2 separate regions of the Homo sapiens genome follow, and region 1 is linked to region 2. A link is an interaction called in ENCODE POLR2A ChIA-PET data of the cell type or tissue named here. Cell type or tissue: CD4-positive, alpha-beta T cell. All regions are shown on one strand.

The links. ChIA-PET counts read pairs that join two places held together with the same protein. Peaks named below come from ENCODE experiments on the same cell type or tissue, not always from the same donor. Only the 100,000 strongest peaks of a DNase experiment are listed, where the experiment ranks them.
Region 1: POLR2A ChIA-PET joins it to region 2 with 5 read pairs; 2 of 35 experiments call an interaction of 5 or more read pairs at or near these places.

Annotation. Positions count from the first base shown.
Region 1 is chr6:118,631,878-118,634,377 of GRCh38, reverse strand. CEP85L (centrosomal protein 85L) reads left to right here. Exons shown (of 13, transcript NM_001042475.3): 2 at 1,767-1,925. Among named protein-coding and RNA genes, the nearest start is that of CEP85L, 18 kb to the left of the region's middle. In CD4-positive, alpha-beta T cell, no CTCF peak of the experiment used is centred here; no DNase peak of the experiment used is centred here.
Region 2 is chr6:118,799,626-118,802,125 of GRCh38, reverse strand. No RefSeq gene overlaps it. Among named protein-coding and RNA genes, the nearest start is that of ASF1A, 93 kb to the left of the region's middle. In CD4-positive, alpha-beta T cell, a CTCF peak has its summit at 1,431 (motif pointing right); a DNase peak (open chromatin) is centred at 1,435; H3K4me3 peaks cover 249 bases; H3K27ac peaks cover 462 bases.

The sequences.
Region 1 (2,500 bases), 170 kb after region 2:
AATCATTAATGTTGAGCTTAGTATGATAGAGGTAGCTTTAGGTCTGGTTTTATTAATTTGTTTATATATTTTGATTTTAATACTGACATAGAGAACAACTAATCCTAAAAGTGTGGTTAAAAAAACTGGTATAATTAATTTTATGCACGTTTGTTGTTTTGTTACCCTTATGTTTAAACTGCCAGAAGGCATTCCTTGCATGCCGGTTTCAATAGGGTATCAATGAATAATTCTGTAAAGCTATCTTCTTTCAAATAATGGTAAATACCCAGTGATGTCATTTGCTCTTTACTTAGAAGCAACTGCTATTTCAACCGCAAAACACAGATGGGGACATTGAATTATGTGATAAATCTTTTTAAGGCTGCTATACAGATACGGGAGCATTGAAATTATGTGGAAATAATGTTTTAAGTTGGCTGTTCAGATAATCTGTAATGTGCTTATTAATTTTTTAAGAACTGTCATTGAAATGAGAGCCTAAAATTCATGTAGGGGAACTTCTTAACTTTTATGAATAATTCTGTAAGCCCTGAATTGAGACTTACTGTATTAGGCATTAGTAAAGATTTGTGCTTCTACAGGTTTTATGTAAAGTTGAACGAATTTAAAATTTCTCTTTCTAATTATAGTACAATAACATTTCTAGATGCTTATTTATTTCTGCATCTAACTTGTAACAAATAGTACAGATTGGCACTGGTCCATTGATATCCTTTGAGTAGCACTGTACTAGACAATAAAATAAGTGATGGGTAAAACAGAAAAAGTCAAATAAAAGTTAAGTAAAAGTGAGTAAGTGGAAATAAACATTGAAAGAACATTGAAAAACCTTAAATTAGCTAAAAAGTATTTAAATTAAAAGGACAAATCTAGCTGGGCGCGGTGGCTCACACCTGCAATCCCAGCACTTTGGGAGGCGGAGGCGGGTGGATCACGAGGTCAGGAGATGGAGACCATCCTGGTTAACACGGTGAAACCTCATCTCTACTAAAAATGCCAAAAATTAGCGGGGTGTGGTGGTGGGCACCTGTAGTCTCAGCTGCTCCGGAGGCTGAGGCAGGAGAATGGCGTGAACCCGGGAGGCAGCGCTTACAGTGAGCAGAGATCGCGCCACTGCACTCCACCCAGCCTGGGTGACAGCGAGACTCGTCTCAAAAAAAAAAAAAGACAAATCAAGCTAAGAGTAGGAAAATGCTGTGCTATTAAACTGTTATTAAATAATAATTAAGGAAATAATTCAAATAAAATAATGTAAAATTTAAAAATTTTAAGTGATGATTGTAGAAAAAATTTAGTAGATATATAGCAGAAAAAAATGGATTGTTTTCATATTCCATGTGGATATCCTATTTATATTATCATGCATTATTATTGAATTTTCCTGAGCCCTGATTTTCAGCTAACGCATGTATGTATAATCACAGATGCCACCTATCAATTATTCTAGAGCAGAGTACTGACATTTGAAGATAAGTGGATAGTTCCAACATTTTTAATAACACAGCAGTACGTCTTTAAAAGTTTAATGCCCGGAAGCAGAAAACAGAGTTCTTCAGCTAGAGGAAGCTATGTAATCACACTTAATTGATATATGTGTGATATATACATTTATTTGGTTAATTTTGTTGATCATTTTAAATTATTTTGGGCAGAAAAGAACCTTTTATACCTTTTATACCCTATGTGTATTTTCCACAAGGTAAAAAAAAAATCTTCTGCCTACTCAGATATATGTGTTAACTGTTACATATTTCCCTTTTTAGGCCCAGATTATTCATCAGCATGGCTACCTGCTAATGAATCATTGTGGCAGGCCACAACTGTTCCATCTAACCATCGAAATAACCATATCAGGAGACACAGTATAGCTTCTGACAGTGGAGACACTGGCATTGGAACTTCCTGTTCTGATAGCGTGGAAGGTGAGCTAAAATTCTTATTGTTTATATATGAATCTTTGAAGAGTGGTTGTGGTACAAGAATTTTCAGGGGATATGTTTTATTGTTTCATACTGAAAATTATAGTGTTTGAATATTTAATAATGTTCAGTGTTGCTGTATATCAAATAAAATTGTCCCTCTAATCGACCGGGCGCGGTGGCTCATGCCTATAATCCCAGCACTTTGGGAGGCTGAGGTGGGCGGATCACGAGGTCAGGAGATCGAGACCATCTTGTCTAATACAATGAAATCCCGTCTCTACTAAAAATACAAAAAATTAGCTGGACGTGGTGGCGGGCGCCTGTAGTCCCAGCTACTTGAGAGGCTGAGGCACGAGAATGGCGTGAACCCAGGAGGCGGAGCTTGCAGTGAGCTGAGATCGTGCCACTGCACTCCAGCCTGGGGGACAGAGCGAGACTCCATCTCAAAAAAAGAAAATTGTCCCTCTAGTCATAAGAGTTTTTCCTTCATCTTTTTAACTAAACTTCTTACTTTGAGATAATTATAGATTTATATACAGTTTTAAGAAATAATAGTGTTGTAACCAGGGTATTGA
Region 2 (2,500 bases):
TATAAAGTCACGGTAGTGTATGGTAATGTCCTAAGTCGACATTCACTCAGCCGTCACCTACTCACTCACTGAGAGCAACTTTTAATCCTACAGGCTCCTTTCATGGTAAGTGCCCTATACAAGTGTGCCATTTTTGTCTTTTTATGGTATTTTTACTGTACCTTTTCTGTGTTTAGGTATATTTAGAGACACAAATACTTATTTGTGTTACAATTGCCTACAGTATTCAGTGCAGTAACATGCTGTACAGGTATGTAGCCTAGGAGCAATAGACTACACCATAAAGCCTAGGTGTGTAGTAGGCTATACATCTAGGTTTGTGTAAGTGCACTCTATGATGTTTGCACAAAGATGAAATTGCCTAATGATGCATTTTTCAAAATGCATCCCCAACGCTAAGTGACACATGACTGTGTATGTATAATAGATACAAGATATACAGAGAGATATTTATTTAGTTCTCATAGCAATTCTGTGAGGAAAGTATCATTAGCCCTGCTTTACGGATGAAAACAGGATCAGAGGGGCTCAGTGAATTTTCTAGGTCACACAGCTAATACATGGATTGCAGTGGAGCTGGAACTGTTTGGTTCCAAAGCCCGTGTTCCATCAACCATCTTAGGACAGCTCCCAAAAGAAATGTGACCGTCAGAGCAAAGGCAGGGCATGACCAGGTAGCCGAAGTCATAAGGTTTCTTGGTGCATCTCCCATTCACTCACTGTTTGCTTCCGGAAAGAAAAGTGTAGGGCAGCCCTTTCCTGATGTGTACTAAGCTACAGCACCTGTGTCGAGATGAGAGTGAGCCAAAGGGCACTGGTTGGTAGGATGAGGTGGAGGAGTATTTTAATTTTTGGAATTTGGGAAGCAGACAGCTTTACTTTGTAAGGTTGGAACAGCAGCAACATCCATTACATATAAACCAAAAATCTTTACTATTTCTAAATTTCCTAGATTGCTATTATTTGGTCCTAAGTTGAGTATTCGTTCCACAGAAAGTGGTAATTATTCCTCTACATGCAGACCTCAGCAGCTGCTCACACATTCCAGAGCAGGGGAGTCCTTGCCTTGGGCTTGGTTCAGCATCTAAGAAATACAGTGACATTGCAGGGTGGCAGCACCTGGCGACGCAGGGCAGAGCCGTCCACGTAGAGCACATTGAGAATGACAACCCTGGAGGATGGCGAGGTGTGGCCCTGCAAAAGATTCCTTTTTATTTTCCATCAAATGTGCTCAAATACTATATATTTTTTCATGAACAACTTTTCCTCGCTCAAAAATTAACAACTAGACCCTGGAGCACCACCGTGAAAGGGTTTTTGTTTATTTCCTGCTCTTGCTTGCTTCGAACAATGATTGCTCTAACGGCTGAATAGTCAGCTCTGGAAACAGTATCTAGGTCAGCCTGTCCTTTTTGCTGCTTCCCACCACTAGGGGGCAGGAAGTATCTGATAAAGGAACTAAAAAGGCTGGAAACGCGTGCATTGACAAGCAAAAGCCGGAGGCTTGCCTGCTTGCAATTCTTATGATGAAAACATTTCTTCAGAAATCAGCCTCATTTGAGCACTTCTGGCAGACGCAGAGGCCAGCTGAGGAGTGGGCCAGGAGAAGGGGAGGGCGCCTCAGGAGGCGTGTCCTTTGATCATTTTGGAAAAACCGCTCTATCTTCTGAAGACTTTGAAAATGCATACCTAGAGAGCAAGGCTGCGACAGGGCTTTGAAACCCCCTGAGCCATGAGGTCAAGGTCCATTTTATAGAAACCTGTAATCTGAAAGAATATACATTTAATAATGTGATTCTTTTGGGAGGTGGGGAGCAGGCACTCAGATTCCAAATCCACAGGTCCTCAAAGGGATATTGTTCATCAGAAGCTTTTTTTAAAAAAAATCCCAGAATCCCACACAAGTGATAGACTGCACAGAGCGATGCACAGTTTAGCATCCATACAGGTGTGAGGATGGAGAGAGCACTGGATTGGGTGCCTGGCTGCTGCTACTCACTAGTTTTGTGACCGCCAAAACCTAAGCTGCTGTACACCAGCAAAGCAGCACAATATCTCCTTTGTCGGATTGCAGCATCAACAACAAGCATTTATCCAGCCCCTACTGTATGCCAGGCACTGTGCTAGGCACTGGGGAGATGATGAATGATAAGATAGGCACGGTTGGTCCCTGCCTTGTGAACATGACATCCCAGTGAGGATTTATTATTATTATTATTATTATTATTATTATTATTATTATACTTTAAGTTTTAGGGTACATGTGCACAACATGCAGGTTAGTTACATATGTATACATGTGCCATGTTGGTGTGCTGCACCCATTAACTCGTCATTTAACATTAGGTATATCTCCTAATGCTATCCCTCCCCCTTCCCCCCACCCCACAACAGGCCCTGGTGTGTGATGTTCCCCTTCCTGTGTCCATGTGTTCTCATTGTTCAATTCCCACCTATGAGTGAGAACGTGCGGTGTTTGGTTTTTTGTCCTTGTGATAGT